2 separate regions of the Homo sapiens genome follow, and region 1 is linked to region 2. A link is a loop called in an ENCODE intact Hi-C map of the cell type or tissue named here. Cell type or tissue: natural killer cell. All regions are shown on one strand. Links, peaks and the distances in the headings refer to the core of each region. The heading gives the core; the rest is flanking DNA. Region 1 overlaps PREX1 (phosphatidylinositol-3,4,5-trisphosphate dependent Rac exchange factor 1). Region 2 overlaps PREX1 (phosphatidylinositol-3,4,5-trisphosphate dependent Rac exchange factor 1).

Region 1 (7,553 bases), core at 1,497-6,496, 53 kb after region 2:
TGGGAGGCCTAAATCAGCGTCCCCAATCCCTGGGCCGTGGGCTGTTAGGAACCGGGCCACACAGCAGGAGGTGAGCAGCAGGCAAGAAGCAAAGCTTCATCTGTATTTAGAGCCATCCCCATTGCCCGCATGACCACCTGAGCTCCGCCTCCTGTCACATCAGCAGCAGCATCAGATTCTCATAGGAGCACAAACCCTACTGCAAACCACCCATGCCGGGGATCTAGGTTGCACCCTCCTTACGAGAATCTAATGCCTGATGATCTGTCACTGTCTCCCATCACCCCCAGATGGGACTGTCTAGTTGCAGGAAAACAAGCTCAGGGTTCCCACTGATTCTACATTATGGTGAGTTGCATAATTATTTCATTATATGTTACAATGTAATAATAATAGAAACAAAGTATACAACAAATGTAATGTGTTTGAATCATCCTGAAACCATCCCTTCCCCACCCCTAGGTCCGTGGAAAAAAATGTCTTCCAGGAAACCCGTCCCTGGTGCCAAAACGGCTGGGGACCACTGGCCTAGATCACTTAGGCATCCCTGGGTGGAGTGACACAAAGGGATCGTCACAAAAGGCAAATGTGGTCACCCACTGCCCTGCCCAGCCCATCAGCCGCTCCCCGCTTCTCTGAGAACCCCATCCAGAAGGGCTCTGCAGGACCTGACCTCAGCCTCCAAGCTGTGCTGCAGCCAGACCGGCCTCCAGGATCCTCAGCTGTTCCCCAAACACACCCAGCTTGCTCCTGCCCCCAGGCCTCAGCACAGGTGCTCCCTCCACCTGCAACACTCATCTCCCTCCTGCCAGCTGCTTCAAGTCTCACATTCCCTGCCCTCCCCAGTGAGATCCAAGGTTGGTCAGGGCCCAGGAAACCCATGCATAGGCTCCCATACTTAGTGCCACCATGACTATAACTTAACCTTGATTTATGTGATGATTCAATTAATAACAGGCTTGCCCACCAGCCTAAGACCTCTCAGAGGTCCCACTTAGTCCCAGTTTCCATCTTCTTTCATTTATGCTCATTCTTGGTGAGTGAGTGGATGGACGGGTAGAGGGAGGGAGACCCCTTTCTCTGGGGCAGGTTCCTCACCTGTAAAATAGACACTGTGTGATAACACTGCCGGCTTCATGGATTACCATGAGGACTACGAGAAATGCTGCACACTAGCTGAATGATTTCAGATGACTGATTCCTCCTCTCTGGGCCTCAGTTTCCCCATCTGCACAGCGCCCACCACTCAGGGCCTGCTGACCTGGTTGCCAAATGTAGCCCTGCCACAGACTCGCTGTGGGACCCTGAGAAAGCTGCTCCCACACTCTGTTCCCTCGTCCGCGAAACGGGGAACAGTGGTCAGATGAGAGGATCTCAAAGGGCTCCCAGCTCTGGGGCTATGAGGTCAGGCCCACACATTCTAACCACCTCGACTCCCTGCCTTCCAGCCAGACCAGTGACAACCAGCCACACCACAGACTACGACAGCTCACCAGGGATTCTGCAAGGGAGTCTTTCAATGGCTCCTTCCCTGGGGGACCTGACTATGGGACAGAGCCCCCGAGGAGGGAGGGGAGATGATGGAACCAGAGAAGCATGAAGAAGCCCCCTCAAACGAGGGCCCTGAAGAGGGGATGGCTGAGAGCTGGAAGATGGAGGTTCTGGTGTCAGACAAGCTGGTTCAAGTCCCCACCTGTCAGCGGGGGAGGGTACGTGGGCCTCTGAACCTCAGTTTCCACCTAACTCAGAGAAGGAAATAGATAACGAACCCTAACTTCAGAGTCGCACCAGAGTGAAATGCCAACGCTTACGTTACCATCACTGATGGGGTTCTTATCTGTCAGTGCATCGACGTAAAAGCAGCCCTCTCCAACTACAGACCACGCTGTACTTTCCCGACATTTCCCCAGAGTCGTGTGTCTCATTCCACTGCAGCCCCAATGCCTAGTCTGCCCTTCCTAGGTCACCCCAGGCTTTTTCTTACCTCAGGGACTTTGCACGTGCTGTTCCCCGCCCCTCATCGTCACTGCACAGGATGCTCAAATATCACCTCCACAGAGAGCCTCCCCTGACCATCCTGGCTGAAGCAGCCTCACCCAAGCCACAAGTCGCCCCCGAGCCACCCTCTACCTCGATAATCTGTTTTAATTCCCTGTAATGCAGGTAGCACAAAGTGTTGTTCTATGCATTTTGCTAATTTAGAGTCCTCCTCTCTGCGCACTGCCAGCTCCGTGATGGTGAGGGTCTCTGGCTGCTTGTGCTGAATCCACAGCATGGGTTGAGGTAGACAGAAGATGCTGAATAAATACTGGTTAAGAGGGGAAAGGAGGTGAAGTTCCATAAGCCTCCAAGCTTCCATTCCTATGTATGTAACACAGAGTAAAAGCCTCTATCTCTCAGTGTTCTTTTGAGGATTCAAGGAAATATCACTCAAAACATAAAGTGCTTAGCACAGAGAATGGAACACAATAAAAACTCAAATTTTAAAATTACCAATGTCCATCAACAGGAGAACGGATGAACAAATGGTGGTGTTCTCACACAACAGAAAATGATTCAGTAATCAAAAGAAAATTGCTAACACACGCAGCAAACTGGACGCATCTCAAAAACATGGCCCAAGCGAAAGAAGCCAGACACAAAAGGGTGCAGCCACCCGTGGGATTCCACATCTACGAAGTCCCAAAACTGGCAAGACCCTTCTTTGATGACAGAGGTTAGAAAAGCCGTCACTCGGCCGGGCCCAGTGGCTCACGCCTGTAATACCAGCACTTTGGGAGGCAGAGGCGGCCGATCACTTGAGTTCAGGAGTTCGAGACCAGCCTGGCCAACACGATGAAACCCCGTCTCTGCTAAAAATATAAAAATTAGCCAGGCATGGTGGCTACTCAGGAGACTGAGGCAGGAGAATCATTTGAACCCAGGAGACAGAGGTTGCAGTGAGCTGAGATCATGCCACTGCACTCCAGCCTGGGTGACAAAGCGAGACTCTGCCTCAAAAAAAAAAAAGAAAAGTCGTCATTCAAGGCTGGATAAAGACTGGCAAGGGGCTCAAGGGGACTCTGGAGGCAAAGAATGTTCTAGATCTTCACCTGGTGGTGATGCATACGTAATCACCAATGGAGCTGTGCACTTCACTGTCTGTAATTATCCTGCAACAGAAACTATTCCCTTTTTTTTTTTTCAGCAAAGGGTTTAAAAGGAGATTGTCACCGTCCACCCTGGTTTGTCTACTGTCCACGCATGGGTTGTCCTGGCTCAAGCCCTGAGGGCCAATACATCGTTCTGGCTTCAGGCAGAGCCAGACCCCATTCCCATTCCTTCTACAACTGTGCATCCACGAAGCCCTGGCTTCTTTGAGGCCCGTTGCCAAAGAGACGAGCCACCCTCCACACACACCCCCTCGCTGCCTCCCAACCCTGCTTCTAAGAAGATTCGGGAACAGGAAGCCTGTGTCTGCTCTCAGGTTCTGAAGCAAAGAGGCTGGGGGTGGTGGTGCGGGGGAGGGGAGATGAGGGGCTGCCCCGTTGAATGAGACGTGCCTTGAATCCTGAGGGGATCCTCTCCAGGTGTGTGAGAGGTGTCCCCCGCCCACCACAGGCACAGGGACAGCCACAAACACCTACTCTACCGTCGTCGCTGGGGCATCTCTAGGAGCCCCAGCACCCACTAGGCATGGGGCCGGCTTCGTACATCAAAGAGCCCTTGCATGTTGCCTTTCTGCTTAAAATCCTCCAACAGAGGCTGCGCTATCAGAATGAGCTCACACTCTGTGACCTCACCTCCTACGCAACTCCCTTCTCCCTCATCTCCTCCCACACTGGCACCCTTGAAGGTGCAGAAACACATGAGACAGGCTCTTGCCACAGGACCTTTGCACTGGCTGTCCCCTCTGCCTGGAACGCCTGTCACCACGTAACCACATGACTCATTCACTCTGCTCCTTCAGGTCTCTGCTCAAACGTCACCTCCTCAGTGAAGCCTGCCCTGCCCACACCATTGAAAACTGCCACATCTTCCCAGCAGCCCAGCCCTCTAATTTTGCTTCATGTTTTTCCATAGCACTTACCACCTGAGAACACTACAAATTTTCCTTGGCTGACACCTTCACTGTCTGTCTTCACTGCACACACGGTGAGGGAGAGAGCTTTTGTCTGTATTGTGCACTGCGGCAGCCTGGACACTCAGTACACAGCAGGTGCTCCATAAATCACTTGTAAGCCCAAGGAGGTAAATTTGAGGTTTATCACGGAATGGACTTTCTAAAATTTTCTGCAGGATTTCAATTGTCTGCTAAGAATATGTGCTATCTTTACCAATTAAAAAGAACAATTAGAAATCTGGTTTTAAAAGCCAGGTGGGAGCCATCTCTAGGTCAGTGGGTCTGATGCCCAGGAAGCGGGCATAAGAATTACCTGTCAAGCTTTTCAAAACACATGTTTTGCCCAGGAGGTATACCAGGAAATGACAGTCTGACTCAAGAGGTCTGGAAAAGCCAGGAAATCAGCTCTTTTTCCAAAGCTCCCAGATAACCCTGAAGGGCTCCAGGAGGTACACGAACCCGAGAATGGGCAGCAGGGCAGGGAAAGCAGCTCAGAGGAGGTCAGGGAGGACCCTGAGCATGACCTTGACAAACAGGCAAGATCTGGCCAGCCAGGCACAGTGGCTCACATCTGTAATCCCAGCACTTTGGAAGGCTGAGGCAGGTGGATCACCTGAGGTCAGGAGTTCGAGACCAGCCTGGCCAACAAGGCAAAACCCCATCTCTACTAAAAATAAAAAATTAGCCAGACATGGTGGTGCATGCCTGTAATCCCAGCTACTTGGGAGGCAGAGGCAGGAGAATCACTTAAACCTGGGATGCAGAGGTTGCAGTGAGCCAAGATTGCTCCACTGCATTCCAGCCTGGGTGACAAAGTGAATCTCCATCTCAAAAAAAAAAATCTGGCCATGCAGAAGTGAGGAAGGAAAGGAAACTGGAGACCCAGATTTGCAAACCTTTGCAATCACAAGGCAACCCCTTGGCAGCCCTAATCCATGACCCTCAGGCTACAGCAGGCGTCTGAATCACCTGGGGCACTCAGTGGAAATGCTGATTCCTGGGCCCTGAAGACTGAGAGGCTCCAACGCAGTGGGAGAGGGAGGAGCCTGGGCATCTGCCTTGTTAACATGCTTCCCCAGGCACCTGCGATGGGGCACCAGGTTTAGAAGGTGCTGGTTGAGTCTTCTGGTTTCAGTATGTACAGTTGCCTTTCATCAGGAAAATTAATAAAGTCATAGGAAGAAAACTGGAAATCACACATTCTGACAGTGCCCACTGTCAATATTTCAACATGTCACCTTCCATGGCGTCTCCTGCAGTTTTTAGGCATGGCTGTCATCACCGGTTGCACATAATTTTGCATGTCACCTTTCCAGTGGTCCACAGTGGCTAAGGAAATGGGTGTGGCTCATGTCCCTAACCATTTCCCTATCCGACCTTTAGGTTGTTGCCGATTTTGAGCGCTCACAGTGGTGTTTCAATGAGTAACCTGGTACATAAAAGTATCTGGGGATTTTCCCCCCATGCTTAGGATTTTTTTCAGCAGTGGGATCCCCTGCAATTCCAGGGGAATCACTGTTTGGGAGTCTCTTGTTGTCTCCGCTAAGTGTTTTGCCAAAGGGTTTGCACCAATTTATTGCTCTAAAATGATGCCAAAGGCAACAAGTTCTAGCCGGGCGTGGTGGCTCACGCCTGTAATCCCAACACTTTGGGAGGCCGAGGCAGGTGAATGGCTTGAACCCAGGAGGCAGAAGTTACAGTGAGCTGAGACTGTGCCATTACACTCCAGCCTGGGCGACAGGAGCAAAACTCCATCTCAAAATAAAAAAAGGCAACAAAAGTTCAAGCCTTATCAGCCGTGCAGCCCCATCACCATGCGGAGGAGGAACCCGAGGCCCAGCTGATGCTCATTAAGAATTCCTTCATGCCGGACACGGTTCCAAGTGCTTTCTCAACAGAAACCCATAAATCCTCACCACAGCCCTGTGGGCAGGGTGTGATGCCACGCACTAGCATAGAAGAAGCATTCAGCAAGCGTGTTTTGCTATTATTATTACTTGCATTTGATTTTCCTCTAAAAATGATGTGTCTAGGCTGGGCGCGGTGGCTCCCATCTATAATCCCAGCACTTTGAGAGGCTGAGGTGGGCGAATCACCTGAGTTCAGGAGTTCGAGACCACCCTGGCCAACATGGTGAAATCCCATCTCTACTAAAAATACAAAAATTAGCTAGGCGTGGTGGCGGGCACCTGTAGTCCCAGCTACTCAGGAAGCTGAGGCAAGAGAATCGCTCGAACCTGGGAGGCGGAGGTTGCTGTGAGCTGAGATCGAGCCACTGCACTCCGGCCTGGCTGAACAGAGCGAGACTCTGTCTCAAAATAAATAAATAAATAAAATAACTAAAAAAATAAAAAAGTAAAAATAATGTGTCCAGCCATATCACTGAGCAAAACTGGGGTTCCAGAAAGCTGGGCCAGGTTTCTTGGGTGGCACAGGTATGGCCCTGCAGGGTGCCCATGCCCCCAAGAAGGCGCAGGTGCGCAGCTCGTGGCAGCCCTGTTTCTGGTGAATCAGGCCGGCCCCTGTCCCTGTGACACTGGGTGAGACGTGCCCATGGCCATACCTGCAGAAGAGATGCCCCAGCCCAAGCAGTGCCATAGGAGGACAGCACTCCAATGCCCCAAATACTGCCCCAGCCACCAACCACGGGACACAGACCCAGCAGTTCCCTTTTTCTCTTTGCGGAACTTCCCACCACATCAAGCTGGAAAGGAAGTCGGCAGCTCAGCGGGAGGAAAGGCGACAGTATACAAATCGCTTCATGTCTGCTGAGGAAATTTACTGCCCTGAAACTGAGGGCTGAGGAAGGAGGAAGGGGCAGAGCAGGCTGGGCTAGGACTCACCCTGTCCACTGCCGTCCAGCCAGGATGGCCGCATGGCTGAGTGCCAAGGCCAATGGCGAAGTTGTCTGGAGAAATCAAAACAAGTGTACTCAGGGACCACATATCCCTGGGCAGGTCACTACGTTCGCCGACCTCAGTTTTACTCATCTGTAAAATGGGCAAAACAGGATCCACAACAAGAGCTACTAAAAAGATTTAAGTAAGAGAGGACCTGTAAAGTGCTTACCAGCACACAGTAGGTGCTCAAGAAATGTCCATAACTGGCCAGGCGCGGTGGCTCATGCCTGTAATCCCAGCACTTTAGGAGGCCGAGGGAGGCAAATCACCTGAGGTCAGGAGTTCAAGACCAGCCTCGCCAACATGGCAAAACCTCGTCTCTACTAAAAATACAAAAATTATCTGGGTGAGGTGGCAGGTGTCGGTAATCTCTGCTACTCGGGAGGCTGAGGCAGGAGAATCACTTGAACCTAGGAGGCAAAGGTTGTAGTGAGCCGAGATCACGCCACTGCACTCCAGCCTGAGTGATAGAGTGAGACTTGGTCTCAAAAAAAAAAAAAAAAAAAAAAAAGGAAAGAAAAAGGAATGTCCATACCAATTATTAAGTTCAA
Region 2 (7,553 bases), core at 795-5,794:
CATAAAAAAAGAGGCAACATAGTACTGTATAAAGATAGGCCTAGAGATCAATGGAAAAGAATTGTAGGCGGTGGCCAGCAGTTCAAGACCAGCCTGGGCAACACAGAAGGACACCATCTTTACCAAAAAATTTTAAAAACTTAGCCAGACACAGTGATGTGCACCTGTAGTTCCAGCTTTTGGAAGGCTGAGGTGGGAGGATCACTTGGGCCCAGGAGCTCCAGGTTACAGTGAGTTATAATCGGGCCACTGCACTCCAGCCTGAGTGACAGAACGAACCTGTCTCTATTATCTCTTTTAAAAAAAAAAAAGAGAGAGAGAGATAGGTTGATAGGTGCAGCAAACCACCATGGCACATGTAGACATATGTAACAAAGCTGCACATTCTGCACATGTATCCCAGAACTATAAAAAAAAAAAAAAAAAAAGAAAATCAAAAGTAAAAATCAATGCATATCAAAAAAAATTGAGAGTCCAGAAATAAATCCTTACATTTATGGTCAGTTAATTTTCCACAAGGATGCCAAGGCAATTAAATGGACAAAAGAACTGTCTTTTCAACAAATGATGCAACTGAATATCCATGTGCAACAAAATGAGGCTGGCCCCTTCCTCATGCCACACACAAAAATGGACTCAAAATGGATCACAGACCTAAATGTAAGAACTAAAACTATAAAACTGTCAGAGAAAACACAGGAGTAAACCCCTTGTGACCTTAAGTTAGGCGAAGTGCTCTTAGATATGACCAAATGCACAAGCAACTTAAAAAAAATAGATAACGTGAATTTCACCACAATTTAAAACTTCTGTGCTTCAAATGACACTACCCCAACGTGAAAGCCAAAAAATAAATAAAATTTAAAAGGAAGGGAAAAGACAATCTGCCTAATGAGGAAAATAGTATCAATTACACATCTGATGAGGAACTTGTACCCAGAATATGTAAAGAACCCTTACAACTTAACAACAAAAAGATAAATAATACAAGTAAAAAACAGGCATAGGACTTGAACAGACATTTCTCCAAAGAAGATACACAAATGTCCAATAAGCAGATGAAAAGATGTTCAACATCATGTGGGAAAATGCAAAACAAAACCAAAATGAGATACCACTTCACATCTACTGGAATAGCTATAATCCAAAACATGAATAACAACTGTTGGTGGAGATATGAAAAAAATAGAGCCCTCCTACATTGCTGGTAAAAATATAAAATGCTGCAGCAGCTTAGGAAAGCAGTTGGGCAATTCCCTTGAGACACCATGATCCAGCCATACCTGAAGCCATCTATCCATGGCTTGTCAGTTATGTGAGCCTATTTATTTTTTACATATATATGTTGTGTAAGTCAGCTTGGGCTAGTTTTTCCATCTCTTATTTGAAAAAGTTCCTACTGCTTCACAGTCTCAGAGGGAGTGCACAGATATGGAAACTCGAAGGTGTCCCAGCTGGTCTCAGACAGGCATAAAATGTGGGTATCTTCAAAGCCAACGAGAGCTTGAGCGATACTAACAAAGGTCTAACATGCGAAAGGAGGGAGGTGAGAAGGCTCCTGCCCAATTCAGAACTGAACAGACTGTACTAATAAATCAGAATAGAGTCACATTCAAAGGAGACATACTATGGTACTGAAAACCCTGGAATCCATATCCAAAGTGGAACAGATACATGAACTTCCAGGGTTTGGCCCAGAGAAGAGTATTTCTGGAAGGAACCCAAGAGGTGCTTGCTTGCTTGCTTGCTAAGCGTCTTGGGAGAACTACATGACTAAGAGGCCCGGTGAATCTGTAAGACCTCAAGGAGTCCAATGGGACCAGTGCAAGAGACCACTGTTTGAATGAATTAATCCATTCTTACACCACTTGGAGCTTTCTCGCAAGAGAGAGGGCTACCTTGTAAGGTAGTAAGTTCCCCATCAATAGAAGTATCAATGATAGATTCAGGCCCACTAATGCCTTATTCTAGCTCAAACCCATTATCAGATGATGAAACTGGAGAGCTCTGTGGTCAAGAGAATGGGTGCTGGGAAAAGGGAGGCATGGTCTCTACTTCGCCTCCACCACATCTCAGCTGTGGGGCCTTGCACAAGTGGCCTCACCTCTCTAAAGCCAAGTGTGTGCATCTGTGAAGGAGGCTAAGACTCACCCCCTAAGGCTAATGTAAGGATCCAATGGGGTGATGAATGTAAAAGTCTTGGTACCCAATAAGGACACAATATTTATCATCATCGTCATTATGTCTGTGGTAATAGTGGCTATTTCTTATGATTTCTGCATAGTAGGAATAATAGTGAAAATAGAAGTCGTGGTAATAGTCCTAATAGCTAGCATCTACTAAGTACTTACTGTGCACCAAGCACTGCTCGAAATTTAAGTGTATTAAGTCATTTCATCCTCGAATCATCCCAGTGAGGTGGGTACTATTATCATCCCACTCTATATATAAGGAAACTGAGGCACAGAGAGGTTAAAACCCTCTTGCCCAAGGCCACAGAGACAGAAAGTGGGACTTGGCAGATGCCAACCACATCTACAGGCCCCTCTAGAAATAGTAATAGCTGGAAATGAACACCTCCAAATCAGACTCTTAGAACACAAAGTGTCTAAGTAGGGCAGGTCCTGGGGATCCTTTAGAAAAACTGAGTGCAGGGAAGAGAGGGGTGTGCCAGGGCTACCCTGTGAACCAGCAGCATTAGCCCCTCCAGGAGCCAGGCTGATGGCCTTCCCCAGCATCCGCCCCTCGAGTCCTGTGTGGTTTCGCGAGTGGGGCCCCAAGCGAAGGCTTCCTAGAAGAGAGGATGTTGGCGCAGAGAAGCCTGGGCTTCCGCGAGATGCCTCACCTCCCTCTCGCCCCTGCAATCACATTTACTCAAAGGATGTCCAAAGGTGCCCGCTCTGAGCAGCCCCTTCATGTCCCCAAAACTGTGTCATCAGCTCCCAGCATGGCCGTAAGAGGCAGCCTGAGGCGCAGGGCCTCAAACCCAAGGGCAACAAACAAACGTGGCTAGAGCCAGCTCCTACTGGCTCACTCAGCTTCACCGAAGGCCCAGCTCACTCAGCCTTATCCCAAGGCCCAGGAGAGGACTGGGGGAAGAACAAAGGGCTCAGAGGAAGAGGAGGTGGTAAGGAGAGAGGAGGATGAGCTGCAGAGGTCTACTGCTTCCACCTGCTCCTCTCTCGGGCCATGGAGTCCAGGAGAGGTCACCCCAGCCAGCTCCCAGTGTGGATCTGTGACTAAAGCCTGACCTTCCATCCTCCCAGCCACACAGGGAGAGTGTGGGACCCATGCTGAGCCGGTGGGCCTCAGGCTGGGACTTCCTACGCAAACGCTGGGAAAGGCATGCTCTCCTCTCCCTGGGTGGGTACACTGGTCACACACAGGCCTGAGGCTGCTGGTGACCAACGACGCCACTGTAAGAAAGCAGCCTCCTGAGCACAAGGCTGGCACTGAGGGAAACACAGCAGGACATGGACAGACGGAGTCAGGATAGTATCGCCTGAGCCCTGGATGCAGCTATGCCTGAAGTCAGACCTACCCTTGGTCTTTTCTGTTTTCTATTCTTTTTTTAAAAGTAAGTTTAATTAACAATGTCATAAAAACAATAAAGTAGATTTTCAGTCACTGGCAAGCGAAATCATAAGAAAATGAACCCATAAACCCACAGTGTGAAAACAAAGCTGCAATTGTCACTGGAAGATGTGATAATACCCACCATTCTCTGTGACTTGGGGTTGGTGGGGGTTGGAAAGCCATATTGTCCTCTCCACAAAGAGAAAAAGGCAGGAGGGTGGTGTCACCAACAGGGTCTGGGTCAAGCAGAACAACACCAACTTTCTGGGGACACCTCAGCCAACTCCAGGAAGGGGCTGATCCTGCACTCAGTGACTTGCCTCCAGTCACACAGGCCTGCCCAAGGCTCTGCCATCTAAGCTCAGGAAGCCTGGCTTGCTCCTGTACCCACAGTGCTGAAGTCCCCTGCGGCCATACCTAGGGTGACAGCAGAATGCAAATGAAGAGGTGCTAAGGATACCCACCACCACTTTAAAAAAAAAAAAAAAGGAAAAGAAAACAAGAAGCGAAAAACATCTGGAAGTCCAAGAGAACCCAGAAGTGAAGAGCTCCCCAGCATTGCAAAAAAAAACCCACAAACACCCTGCATGCATGCAAATCATATGCAGACTTCATGCAAATGTATTTCCAATTTTAACAATTTCAGCCTCTGCTGCATGTCTAGGAAAACTGTAGTCCCACCAATTAGGAATTAGCAGGAGAAAGGAAATAATGCTCGTGGGTTTTAAAAACTCCTTTCTTCTACTCAGAGAGGAAAGGGGGGTAAAGTGGGAAGAGGGTTCCTATCAGGAAGTTCCTGTTCTGGCTTTGATGAGGATGTGCTGTGTGACCTTGGACAAGTTGCCTCCCCTTTCTGTGCCTATGCCTCTTGGGTATGCAAGGTAGTGATGAGACCAAGCTAAATGTTATCGCCAGCCTCTGTCAGCAAAGCAGAAGCTCTGGCCACCCTGGACTTGCGTTTCCACCTTACAGTAACAGTTGGCTGGGCTGAGCAGTGGCTGTTCCTTAGAAGGGATGTGTGTCCTCTAGTCTGCCACAGTTCCCACCCAACTCGCTAAGTTACAACCACCCTACTCACTCGTTTCCTGCACGTGCCCTGCAGGTATCTGTGTTTGTGACCCTAGGGTGGTAGGTCTCTACTGACCCTCCAGGCTCTGACATTCAGGAGCTCTATATCCAGCCTTTCAAAGAGGCCCTAGCACGGCTCACCGTGAAGTTCTACACCTCTTGCTCCCACTTCCAGGCTCTGCACAGGCATTTCTCTAGAGAAAAGGGTAAAATGGTGAGAGATGGTGGTGATTGATGGTGATGGTAATGGTGGTGGTAGTGGTGATGATAGCTATAAATTTCAACTTAGTGGAAGCAAAAATAAATAAAAATAAAATAAATAAAGGAAAAAGAGCAACTAAGCCAAAGAAACTAAAACAATCCAAAATAAAACACGGAAAGACGCAAAAGCATCAAAAAAAGAGGATAAACAGAAATCAAAAAGAAGGACGGCAGAACCAAGTTCAAATATATTAATAAACACAATAAATATAAGTGGACGAAACGCTCCTGTTAGAAGATATTATCAGATCAGATTTTAAATTGAACTCTATGGAGTTAACAAAAAAAGCACCTAAAGTCTAAGGATTCAGATAGGTCAACCACAAAAGGAGAAATAAGATATTTCAGGAAAACACTAGTCAAAAGAAACTTAATGTAGTTATATTAATATTGGAAAAAACAGACGTTGAAACAATAAAAATAACTAATATTAAGCACATCTCAGCATTTTACAGATATTTTTCATTTCATCTTTATAATAACCAATAACTAGGGCACTATTTCACAGGAGAAAACTGAGGCACACAGAGTTTAAGTCAGATTTCAAAGAGGCAATGCTAATAAGGTCAGGAGCTAGGATTAATAAGCATAAAAACCATTACAATATTTGAGTCACCAACATTTAACAAGCATGACCATTTACTCAGTAGTATGCAAAATGCTTTCATGAGTTTTTTCATGCATTGTCTCATCTGATCTTCACAGCAAGCCTGGGAGGTAACTACCATGCCCATTTTACAGATGGGAAAATGGAGACAAAGAGAGGTTCAGCAACTTGCCCTTGGTCACACAGCTAAGAAGTGGAGTTGGACTTCCGAATTCACTCTTAACCACACACAGTACAAGAGAAAGTAGAATCCAGGTTGGACCCCACAAAAGGTGATCTAGGAAGGCTCCTTCGAAGATGGGGCAGCTGAGCATGGCTTTGAAAGGAAGAGGTGATGGCAGGACCCCCCCCCCAACTCCCCAACAAGGGGTGTCCCGAGGTTAGTGCTCACCACACAGGAAAGAGCCTAAGCACAGGCTGACACAGGTTGAGTCTCTGGGGCAGCTGTGGGCGAGGTGTTGGTGCTCGGCCCGAGAGACAGGATGAAGGGGTGGGCACTGTGGTTGGGGGAGGATGGGGTCAGGGTAGAGGGGGCTGCAGTGAAGAGATCTCTGACTTCCTGTGCTTTCTCAGCAAGACGGTGACAATGCCCGATCCCCAGCAGATGAGGAGCTCACTGCATAACATCAGTCAGACAAAAACTCCAAAGAGATAACCCAAAGTATCCAGAATAATAGAAGGACTCTGGGAAATCAAAAGGACAATTGTCCAATAGAAAATGGGCAAAGGATGTGAAAAGGCAACTCTCATGAAATGCACCCACCTCCACTGCCACCACCAGGTCAAGACATCTCCTACCCGAACCACTGAAGCCAAGCACTTTCTGGTCTCCCTGACTCCATCCTGACCACCCCACGGTCCATCCTCCACACACAGCCAGAGGGACCCCATTAGAACTAAGGCAGATCCCATTCCTCCCTGCTCAGAACCTTCCCATGGCTCCCACCTCACCAAGATGGAAAATAAAGACCCCACGATGGCCCACAAGGCCATACCTGACCTGGCTCCATTACCTCTCTAACCTTACTCCCTCGCTCTCTCCCTATCCTCTTCCTTTCCAGTCACCCTGGCCTCCTCACTGTTCCCCAGACACACCAGCAACAGTCCTGCCCCAGGGCCTTTGCACTGGCTGTTCCCTCTGGAACAATTTTCCCCAAGGTACCTGCTTGACTTCCTCCTTCACCTCTTTCAGGTCTTTGCTCAAATGTTTCCTTCTCAGTCCAGCCTTCCCTGACCACATTATCTAAACCTGCAACCCCCTGAGTGACTCCTGGTCCTTACTGATCTTCTGAACCTGATATTTATTTTTTCCACAGCATCCAAATATTCCATCTAAACAAGCATACACATTTCTTACTCATTTGTCACCATCTCCCCCAAGAAGAATGTCCGTTCCAAGGGGACAGGGGTTCAAGCTGGTTTTGTTCACTTTGTACCTCTAGCACCTCAAGCAGTGCCTGACACATAACAGTTGCTCAATAAATAGGTGGTGAATGAATGAATGGCTTCAAAAACCCTAAACACTGCAGCACCAACCGTGGCTGTCTCTCAGAGGACACTAGGAAGACGGAAAGGGATTTGCTAAGAGAGTAGTATTCTACTGTGTGAGTCACTGTTTTTTAATGTTGGCTTCTCCCCTTCCCCCTCCACCCATCCTACATAAAGTCTGCTCTGGTGCCACCTAAAATCTTCTGGAAAGCTATGAGTAGTATACGTCCATGCTCCGGGAAACACGTCACTCCCAGTTGTCCCCCTTCACCGAGAATTGAGGTCAACACCTCCCTGGCAATGGACCTCACTCAGTCCATCCCAGGAGCGCGGACCTCAGTATCAGCCACTTTCCTCCCAGCCAAGTAGACAGAGGTAACAGCCGAATGACAAGGTCCTTGCGCTGCACTTGGGTGACAGCTGCATCACCCACAGACAGACATGGGAGGTGCAGGAGACACCAGCGGCCGTGCACAGACCCAAGGCTGTACCCCAAGCAGCCACTCTGCAAAAAACCTCCCTGGATGCAACCCCACTAGAGCAGCTGTTCCGA

Evidence for each region. A loop is a pair of places that touch in the nucleus more often than their neighbours do. Peaks named below come from ENCODE experiments on the same cell type or tissue, not always from the same donor. Only the 100,000 strongest peaks of a DNase experiment are listed, where the experiment ranks them.
Region 1: a loop joins it to region 2, with 3 times the contacts of the local background. A loop is called at or near these places in 9 of 110 quality-filtered maps.

The regions. Positions count from the first base shown.
Region 1 is chr20:48,765,778-48,773,330 of GRCh38, forward strand. All of the region lies in intron 1 of PREX1 (phosphatidylinositol-3,4,5-trisphosphate dependent Rac exchange factor 1), which reads right to left. Among named protein-coding and RNA genes, the nearest start is that of PREX1, 58 kb to the right of the region's middle. RefSeq lists a silencer at 6,107-6,328. In natural killer cell, for the core only: no CTCF peak of the experiment used is centred there; DNase peaks (open chromatin) are centred at 1,934, 3,133 and 3,824; H3K27ac peaks cover 4,159 bases.
Region 2 is chr20:48,713,449-48,721,001 of GRCh38, forward strand. All of the region lies in intron 5 of PREX1 (phosphatidylinositol-3,4,5-trisphosphate dependent Rac exchange factor 1), which reads right to left. Among named protein-coding and RNA genes, the nearest start is that of PREX1, 110 kb to the right of the region's middle. RefSeq lists enhancers at 2,631-2,840, 3,676-3,735, 5,702-5,881, 6,072-6,341, 7,483-7,553 and a silencer at 4,636-4,695. In natural killer cell, for the core only: no CTCF peak of the experiment used is centred there; DNase peaks (open chromatin) are centred at 2,773, 3,893 and 4,571; H3K27ac peaks cover 2,832 bases.